Regions from separate parts of the Homo sapiens genome. Here region 1 is linked to region 2. A link is a contact called in ENCODE Hi-C or POLR2A ChIA-PET data. All regions are on one chromosome and are shown on one strand. Each heading gives the region's core, a stretch centred on a gene start or an enhancer-like site at or near the end of the contact. The rest is flanking DNA. Distances are from core to core; before and after follow the strand shown. Region 1 overlaps CREB5 (cAMP responsive element binding protein 5). Region 2 overlaps JAZF1 (JAZF zinc finger 1).

Region 1 (5,044 bases), core at 1,780-4,279, 560 kb after region 2:
AGTACCTTAGAAGAAACACTTTATATAAACCCCTTGTGGCTTTTAAGTAATCATTTAAACGTAAACAAAATATTCTTTAGAATGAACTCAAAAGAAAAGTAAGCCTTTTAAAATTCCATGCCTTTAATGAACAGACACAGACATTTCAATTGTACTTATAAATACCCTGAGAAGAGGGTTGAGAGAAATATCGAAATAAAACAAGTCCATTAAAATGTAAACCTGGGTTCCAGAGTTTCTCCTGCTAATACAGGCAAAAGTGTGTTTGAGACAAAAAAAAATCTTCAGCCGGGTGCAGTGGCTTGCGCCTGTAATCCCAACACTTTGGGAGGCCGAGGCGGGTAGATCACCTGAGGTCCGGAGTTCGAGACCAGCTCGGCCAACATGGCGAAACCCCATCTCTACTAAAAATACAAAAAATTAGATGGGCATGGTGATGGTTGCCTGTAATCCCAGGCACTCAGGAGGCTGAGGCAGGAGAATTGCTTGAACCTGGGGGAAAGAGGTTGCAGTGAGCTGAGATCGTGCCATTGCACTCCAGCCTGGGCAACAAGAGTAAAACTCCATCTCAAAAAAAAAAAAATCTTTCTAGCACTTTTGCCCTTTAGGATGTAGGTATCTGTGGGTGTTTGTATGTAGCAGGTGTATTTATGTACATAGATTGGACACAGTGTCAATCTCAGAACCTAATAATGGAATCAATTTTGTCTACAGGGAAGCCATACTCAGTGGTTTCTTTGCTTGTGTGTCCAGTCCATGAGTAGCTTGGAAAATAGCAAAGCCAGGTTGAAAAGCCATTTGAGATCCTTGAATGCAAAGTGTAAAGTACATGCCAAGTATCATTATTATGAGCTTTATTGCTACTATTTTACTAAGTGTTTCAGATTAATATCAATTCTGCTTCATGATAAGTGCTCTTGCAAAGTGGGAGAACTTGCAAGGTAGCTCAGGGAAGGTTGCACAAGAGAGAGCACACAGTTTCCTAGAAACTTCACCCTTCCCCCATACCCCCTGTTCAAGCCAGTGGTAGCTTGACTGTCCCTAGAAATCAGGATAGTGTTTCAAGTTATCATAGCCCTTAAAAAGATGACTGTCATGGATGTGACATAGGGGTATAGCTGCCAGGAAATAAGAGATAGTGGACCATGAGGTAACGTTGTTAAGTCTGTTAAGAAACCTCTGTGGGGCTCCTATTGTGTGCCAAGCTCAGTGCTCTCAAATATTCTCCCTTCAGCCTAGAAGAGAGACTGGTACCTGCTGTAAGGGGTCTGGCATGGAGAGAAAGCCGGCTTCCCTGAGAAGAGGATGGGGGATAACTGGGGACTCACAGTAATGGAGGAGACACCCATACCCCTCGGAGAGGCTGGGTGTTTCTGGGTCTTTTCCCCAAATGCTTCACCCCCAAATTTAGAACAATATAGCTTTACTTTGTGTTTTAAAATGACAGTTGTATTAACTGTATTTTCTACAGCAGATCACTCATCTCTTAAATAGATTATGCATTGATCGTCTTCAAAGGGCTAAGCACACTCAAAATATTCTCTAAAGTCATTCTCATGCCATACCTGTGACATGGATATTACAGCCACGTAGTTTTTGCCAATGAGAAAACAGAGGAGTTAGATGCCTTGCTAAGATCACACACTCCTGGTCGGTGGCAGAGCCAGGAGGCGGCCAAAAGCCTATGCCTGTCAGCCCCACAAGGCTACCTTATTGGATTTCCTGGTTAAGGATGGGAGTCAGCGTTATCTCTATCATTTCTGTCAGCCACTATGTCTGGAATAAGTGACAATAATAGACCTAATTTAGGACTCCGAGAGGTTTGCCAGTTCTTCCTCCTTCTCCCTAGAAAGCAAGTCAGACAGGGACAAGTCTATTTTTTAAGAGCCCAAGAAGAGGAAATTTCAAAATCTCTATTAGCCATTTAATTGTTTTACACTATTTGTTCTTGGGAGATATTCTTTTCTAAGTTAAATCCACATGCTGCTGATGTACTGTTACTATTCTGCTTCAGTTGTGTTTGAAAGTAACTGGTGACCATTCTCAGATTATAGTAATTTGCAACTTTGAAGATCATCATCATTATCTGCCAGCCTTCTCTAATGTCTCCCCCATGGGCTAAAGAAGTCTTATTTCCTTTACTTTTCCCATTAAGTCTTCCCTTCCGGCTTTTTAGTATTTTCTCATGCTTCTCTGGAACCTTCTCCAAATTCTCCACACCTCCCCCTTCTCCCCATGATGCCTGACAAGGATCCCTTTGGGAATCCTCACTCTGATCCCAGGGTTTTTGGTGATTTGATCACAGCGGTGATTGAGATAGAGCCTGAAGCTCTCTGTTAGGATATAACCCAGTGAAGAGTTTGCTCAGCCTTGTTAGGCAATGCCCCTTTCCTTGTTCATGTTTCCTTGGAGAATAAGTGATCCTCTCAGCACGCTATCACTTTATCATTAAGAATAGAACTTGAGAAATCAGGCTTTTAGCAGCCCAAGGTTGCATAGTCCATGCATGTAGTCACAGCTGCTGAAAACCACTCCCTCTGGGCCACCGACACATCCCTCCCCTGCCAATGTATCGTGGAGCTAATAAATTCTAGCGCTGCCTTTTAAAGAGCTGAAATAATCCCAGCGAGTGGCTGGGTGGAGGGTGTCATAAATTTGGTCTCCCAGGAGAGATATTTGAAAACTGCCGAAGAGACCCTGCCTTGAGATTCGAGAAAAGGTGAAATAAGAGCATGAGTGAGGGCAGCAGTGAATCGAAGAGCCTTGCAGGAGGCACGGGATAAGCAGAGGCTGCCGGGAAGATCCAATAGATCTTTTATAAGAGTTCTGTTTTCATGGAAGTCTCTTGCTGCTGGAGCTATTGCCATTCAGCTGCAAAATTCCGTCATCTATTTGGAATATAGATATTGGAAGATTGTGCTAGGTGTGGATTCCACCACAGATTATTCGTTAAAATACACTAACTGACAAGCTCAAACCTAAACAGAATTGCTGACTTGGAGCTCAGAATGGGGGTGGGGCTCTCCGTGTGACTGTGAGCTCAGGGAGCTCTCTGCCTCTGCAGAATACCCAGGCAAGTGCGCCAGTGAATGTTTTCATGAATTATTCATTTATGGTGAATGAATGCAAGCAGCAATCACATGTAAATGACAAGACTCATAATCAGAGGGCTACTTATTTGTCCTTGTGAGGCAAGGAGGAATCTTTTTAACAACTCACAACGGAAAGAAATTTAACTGAGAGATGTCTTTCTGAGGATATTTTTTCCCAGCTAGTCAGATGTACAGCACTTATTTGAGTTGCGTTCAAAATCATCTTTTATTTCATCTTTTGGTCTGCATTTACTTGCCTTTTCTAAGTGTAACTTTATGAATAATTGATGGAACTGGGAAGTTATTGGCTGATTGAAAAGCCATCTCTTCATGTCTGTAAGTCTGACCTATGGGTAAAGCCAACTGTTCAGGCTTTTAGGGTCTTTAATGAAAGGTCTTTATAAAAAGCCTTTCACTCTTTATAAGGAAAAAAAAATCAGATTTTGAAAATGGATTTTTTTTCTGACAATAGTACATTAGAAACCAATCCAGCCAGGTTTTTGGTTAATAAATGAATCAAGCTGACTGCATGACTAATTCAGATTAATGGTGCAGAAATCAGTCACTAAAGAAGCCAAAAAAAGTTTGCTTTAATAGTCTTAACAGAATGATCATAAATTCGGATCTCCCCTCCTATTACTGCTCTCTGTGTTTAAAACGCTTGAAAGCCCTAGTAAACATCTCCTCCGCCTAAGTAGATGCAGTGTATATGCTATAAAACAAGGCAAAGTCTCCAGCAGGATGCAGATCTGTTAGCTGTATTATGTTTTATTACTACCATTGGCTTACTTGAAGCCAGGCTTTTATTAAAAAAAAAAAAAGAAGAAGAAGTTATCGTTTGCAAAATAACAGATACTACATCCATAAAATAAAGGCATCAGTAGTACCAAATTCATAAAAAGGAGGCCCAAATTTACCTCGTGTGGTAAACTTCATTTCCAACACCCTGGTGATAATGATCCAAAAGTGCCCTTGTCAATATCGATAAGTCCGTGCGAAGCAGAAATGAGATGTTTAGTTGACCACAGTGTGGGTGTAACTGGTGCCTCCTTGCGCACAGCTTTGAGCATTCTAAAGTACGACCTTATTGCAGGGCAGGCATCCAATTTTTAAAACATAGTGTAGATTGGAGACAGATGAGTGTTCCTGAATTATCCTTGGCCTTTTCTTATGAAATGCCTAAAATATAATTTCAAGTGGAAATTGATTTAATTGATGTGAAAACAAGTGGGTCTAGAACTCATCTAAAAGCTTGAGTTTAAGGGGTGTTGATAAAAACTACACATTACCTTTTATGCTTTTCAAGAACAGAAATGAGTTGTATTAAGCTGTTAATGTAAAATGGAGTTCCATTTATGACTTGTAAATCAATTAATTTATTCTCATTAGTAAGTGAAGATATCTATTGAACGTGATTCCTGGAATGTCCATTGTTAGAGTGATTCTTGATATTTATGTTTTCATTAATAAAAGACATATTTATTAAGCACCTACTAGGTACCATGTACTCTCTTAAGTTTCAGAAATATCTGCTACAGTAAACAGGTAGACATAATATCAGACTCATGAAGTTTATTGTCTAGCTGGGAGAAGAGACATTTTTAAAAATTACTCAAAATTAATGAATTGCTAGATGCTATGGTGAGTGCCTGTAGTCCCAGCTACTTAGGAGGCTGAGGCAGGAGGACTTCTTGCTCCCAGGAGTTTTAAGCCCACCTGGGCACCATAGCAAGACCCCATCTCTAAAAATTAAACATAAATCATTGATGAATTAAATCAGGAAGCTGAAATGGTCCCTTCTAAGAGCCTACAGAACACATTTAATTTATCATTATATATACACCAATTGGAAATTTGTAAATAAATTATTATTTAAATGATCTAACTGGCCAAACCAGTTTTCCTTTCTAAAATGAGAGCGTGCACCAAGCCTGACACATATTTGTTGTTTA
Region 2 (4,621 bases), core at 175-2,674:
ACAGGAAGGGGCTTTCCTCTCCTAAGAGGCCACACAACTTGCCCAAGCCTCACACGGGGGAGACATTAGGAAGCACTCAGGTGGGGTCTGAAGGGAAGCCTGTGTGTCCACCTGCTTCTCATGCTACAGGCCACTTCGCCTCCAGGCCCATGCTGATGGCCTGACAACTGAAGGAGACTGGCTCTTGAGGTCCAAAACTCCACCAGTCATTTAAGTGTCTGCAGGCAGCATGTGAAGTATAGTCATCAAGTATTTTAGATAAAAATGTGCTCATTCGATAGGTAACGCCATTAAAAATTTCATGCATGAAGAATTTGTAACTAGAAGTGAAAAAGTTTTAAGTTATAAGGCAAATGGAAAAGCACAATACAAATTATACATAATAATTAATAATGTAAATAAAGACTGAAAGGAAAGGCATCCAAATGTTAACAGCAGTAGCTCTTGGGAGGGGGGATTTTCGATATATATATATATATATTTTTTTTTTGAGACGGAGTTTCACTCTGTTGCCCAGGCTGGAGTGCAGTGGTGCGATCTCAGCTCACTGCAACCTCCACCTCCCGGGTTCAAGTGATTCTCCTGCCCCAGCCTCCCAAGTAGCTGGGATTACAGGCACATGCCACCACACTCGGCTAATTTTTTGTATTTTTAGTACAGACAAGGTTTCACCATGTTGCCCAGGCTGGTCTTAAACTCCTGACCACAAGTGATCTGCCCGCCTTGGCCTCCCAAAGTGCTGGGATTACAGGCATAAGCCACCATACCTGGCTTGGAGGGGGAATTTTAAAAATGCTTTTCTATGTCTTATAAATGTACTATAATTTATTTTCATGTTTTCCTTTATTTTCTATATTTTCTACAATACTTTCAAAAACAAAGGATGAGGCCAGGCACGGTGGCTCATGTCTGTAATCCCAGCACTTTGGGAGGCCAAGGCAGATGGATCACTTGAGGTCAGGAGTTTGAGACCAGCCTGACCAACATGGTGAAACCCTGTCTCTACTAAAAAAATACAAAGTTAGCCGGGCATGATGGCGCATGCCTGTAATCCCAGCTACTTGGGAGGCTGAGGCTTGAACCCGGGAGGCGGAGGTTGCAGTGAGCCGAGATCATGCCATTGCACTCCAGCCTGGACAAAAAGAGTGAAATTCCATCTCAAAAAAAAAACACAGAGGATAAAATCTTTTAATTTTTAAAAGTTTGAGTCAAAACTAATGTTTTTAAAAAACCTGCATTATCCAATTGTCATAAATTGCCACAATTCACTCTACTAGTGAAAAAACAAAAAAGAATTGTGGCTCATGTTGACATATACTTAATAATTATTTTTCTTTCTACTTTAGTATATCTATCTCATTAGCATTTTATTTTTAGATTTCCCAAATCAAACCAGCAGCTTCATGTCTTTACGTAGTTTCGTCCTCACATGATGATGTGAGAGTTTCGATTTGACTTAATTATGTCACTATGCAGAGGAAATTTAGCTAGGTCTGTTGATGAATCAGAAGTTCTCTTATATAAAACAACAACAACTACTACTACAGGTCAGCTAATGATATAGATGGTTTTTAAAGGAAATGAATCAGCTTTCATGGTTTCATGACAGGGTTGCTAAAACTTTGCTCTATACGATTTTCCCATATTTGGCTACATCTCTTCAACAACTTCACAAGTATTCATCTGAATACCTAAAAGTCCTGTATTTGGAATAAATCAAAAGGCTTGACTTACTACTCATGAAACCCTGAATCTAATTCCCTGGCCAGGGTATAAGTAAGCTGGCCCTCTGACCCACTCCATCTCCCAGTTACCCCACTGTGCTACTGAGCACACCTTTTCCTCTCCCAAACTCTACTGCATTTCTTCTAATACTCAATGCTTCATCTATGCCAGGCATTGGATTAGTTTTTTCTATCTCCCATTGACTCAGAAAAGGGAAAAGAAAAATCAAAGGCCATATAAGTAATAACAAATGAATCCTGACTTACTATTCCTTTGTAAAAGAAAAAGATAAAAATTAAAAATTCGACTCAGGAAATACAAGAATAGTAAGTAAATACAGCGAGTTAATGAAGAATTACAGATAAGAAAGTAGTGATTGAAGAATGAGTTATGCAGAGGCGAAATTCAGCTAGGTCTATTGACACAGGACAGGAAAAGGAAGAAGGTAGGAGGTTTGAAAAGGGGACACTGCAAAAAATGGCAGTGGAAAAAGTACAAGAAAGATACAGAGATAACCCAATACAGATACACAGAAATACATTTGAATTTTACAACTTTTTCATAACTATTATGATTACATGTTTTTGAAAACAGTGTAAATTGGTGTTGCATTTTCACAAAGCCGTATTATATAGTTTCTTAGTTTCTAGGGAGAATTTTTAAAATTTATAAATCATGTAAAAGGTTTGTTGAGCAGTCTAGGTAATTTCCAACTTCCAGAGACCAATGTCCAGTTCATTATAATTTCTCCCTCGAATCAGCACCTCCACTATGGCCCTATGAGCAGTGTGGGGCCACTAGTACTCTCCAAGGGTACACTACTTGGTTTGCTCATCTTGGAGCATACAGTTCTTAACACTGTCAGCCAGGAAGTGGGCTCTCAGAAAATGTTTGCTGAAATAAAACTAATGAAATGTAAGCATCAGGCTCTTTGCGAATGATAAAAAGCATCACACTTCCACTAAAAAAAAAAATTAGCAACAATGTATTTTATAAATTTATTTTCCTAAAGTCTATATTTAGAATATGATTATTCAAAAAAGTGAGTAACTTCTATTGGGGAAATTTTCATTAATAACCAGATTGCAGGTTTTTCCCAACTATAATAAAAAGGCAAAGACCAAAACAAAACCAAACAAAAAAAGGATTGTTCAGTTCTAGATGACGATACCAGGAAATTCTACCTGAGGCAAACCTATCCCATAGCCATCTCCATTCTAACTGTCTCACTCTCTGCAGCCATACTGAACAAACCTATTCCCTCTTTCTTGACAGCCCTCCTCATATCTGGAACTATGTTCTCTTCACCAAGCTAAGCATTACCAGTCCCTCTTCTCTTCCTCATTCATGGCTTCCAGAGCCTTCATTTCTTGATAGCCTTTCTACAGAGACTTATTTCATTGAATATGACAATCAGAATTGATGTGGTCTGGCAATGACCACGGTGGGGTTACCACTCACCATACCCAGAAATCCATACCTCTATTAGGGGTGCTTTGGGATGTCTGCAGCTCAGAACTGTTTGCAAAACATGTATCCTCTCCTGCCCTCCACCTACCTGCCCCTCTACCCCCTCCCCCTGGAACAATTATCATGAGACTCTAAGAGAAGTCCCTATCAAAACTTCACTATGAAAAATCCAGGGAGAACACTGGGAAATGCCAAGAATTCTCAGTCCCTGGGTACTTTCATAATGGGATGAAGAGGTACACATGAAGATGGCCCCTAACAAAGCCTCCCCGAAGTTTTGGGGACTGCTGTCCTCCTTGACTGACCCCCTCCCATCCCAACCCATGAGGGTAACTGGCTTATATGACTATTTAAGAAAGAATCTGCAAAGCGCAGATGAGCTTTTGCTACAATCCCACAAGTTGATCCCATAATCTAAGCTGTCCAGCAACAGAATAGACCTGAAATAAGCTGATGTGAAATAAGCCCTTAGTGATCACAATGTTCAAGCATGGCAGAGGGCCACTGTCAGGGTCCCTACAGAAGTCTCCAATGGGTAGAGCAGATGGGTTTGAGACCACTAATGACTCTTCTAGTACTTAAGATATGATCATTATACAGCCTCTTCAAGATCCTCTGGTCAAACTTAACCTCATATCCAATAGTCTGATGTTCTGGAGTGAGTGCAGGACTCAAACATTTATTCAACAATCAACCAACTAACTAACCAAACCACATTTACTGAATGTCTCTTGAATGCCAACCATTGTGCCATACAGGTGAAAAAGGAATTCCACTCACATTCTCTGGCCAATGGGATCCTTTATTTTTCTGCTTGATCTTATTAATCTATCACTGAGCAACCTTAGGCTGCTGCTGACAATTAATACTAAATAATTATTTATGATTCCCTATTCCTACCTTTTATTAATTATGGTACTTAATTTCTCAGTTTCAAAATTTCTGTAACATCATTGATTATAAATATATTCTATTTCCTACTAAGATGATGCCTACAATATTGAAAAAAAAAGGGGGCTCTCAATGATAGAAGGAAAAAATGGCCTTTTCTCCTAAAAACAATTATATTCAAAATAGACAAAACATACTAGGGAGAGAAAAAGGCAAAACATTAAAAAAAAAGAAAAGTAAAAGCTTAGAAGTAGATACAGTAAGATATTTGCAATTGCTATCTGCCCTTGCTCACTAAAACTAAAAATAAAATTGGCTTGCGGTTTACTAAATTTGGTTGCAAGTACTTTTCCCCACCAAACCACTCTGCAATCACATCAGTCACTAATGAAAATGATTGGGAGGGGGGATGGAAAGGAGGCTGCAGTAAAAACACACTGTATATTTTCTGGAACATATGATGAAACAGAAGGTTTCACTTCTTGTTTCAACCATTTTAGCACCTTCTCCTTTTACTCAATTTCAGGGCATGAAA

The links. A loop is a pair of places that touch in the nucleus more often than their neighbours do. ChIA-PET counts read pairs that join two places held with the same protein, here RNA polymerase II (POLR2A). Pooled maps may share reads with other maps.
Region 1: a loop to region 2 is called in a map with no recorded cell type, with 2.7 times the contacts of the local background. The contact joins two enhancer-like sites. A Hi-C loop is called at or near these places in 3 of 37 single-sample maps with no recorded cell type and 5 of 50 pooled maps. POLR2A ChIA-PET finds 5 or more read pairs at or near these places in 1 of 52 experiments (HEK293T).

The regions. Positions count from the first base shown.
Region 1 is chr7:28,705,787-28,710,830 of GRCh38, forward strand. The region is part of intron 5 of CREB5 (cAMP responsive element binding protein 5); the gene reads left to right. Among named protein-coding and RNA genes, the nearest start is that of TRIL, 250 kb to the right of the region's middle. Within about 2 kb of position 3,030, at least 3 of the 41 ENCODE cell types and tissues checked have a DNase peak (open chromatin) inside an H3K27ac peak, as active enhancers do.
Region 2 is chr7:28,150,632-28,155,252 of GRCh38, forward strand. The region is part of intron 1 of JAZF1 (JAZF zinc finger 1); the gene reads right to left. Among named protein-coding and RNA genes, the nearest start is that of JAZF1-AS1, 28 kb to the right of the region's middle. Within about 2 kb of position 1,425, at least 6 of the 41 ENCODE cell types and tissues checked have a DNase peak (open chromatin) inside an H3K27ac peak, as active enhancers do.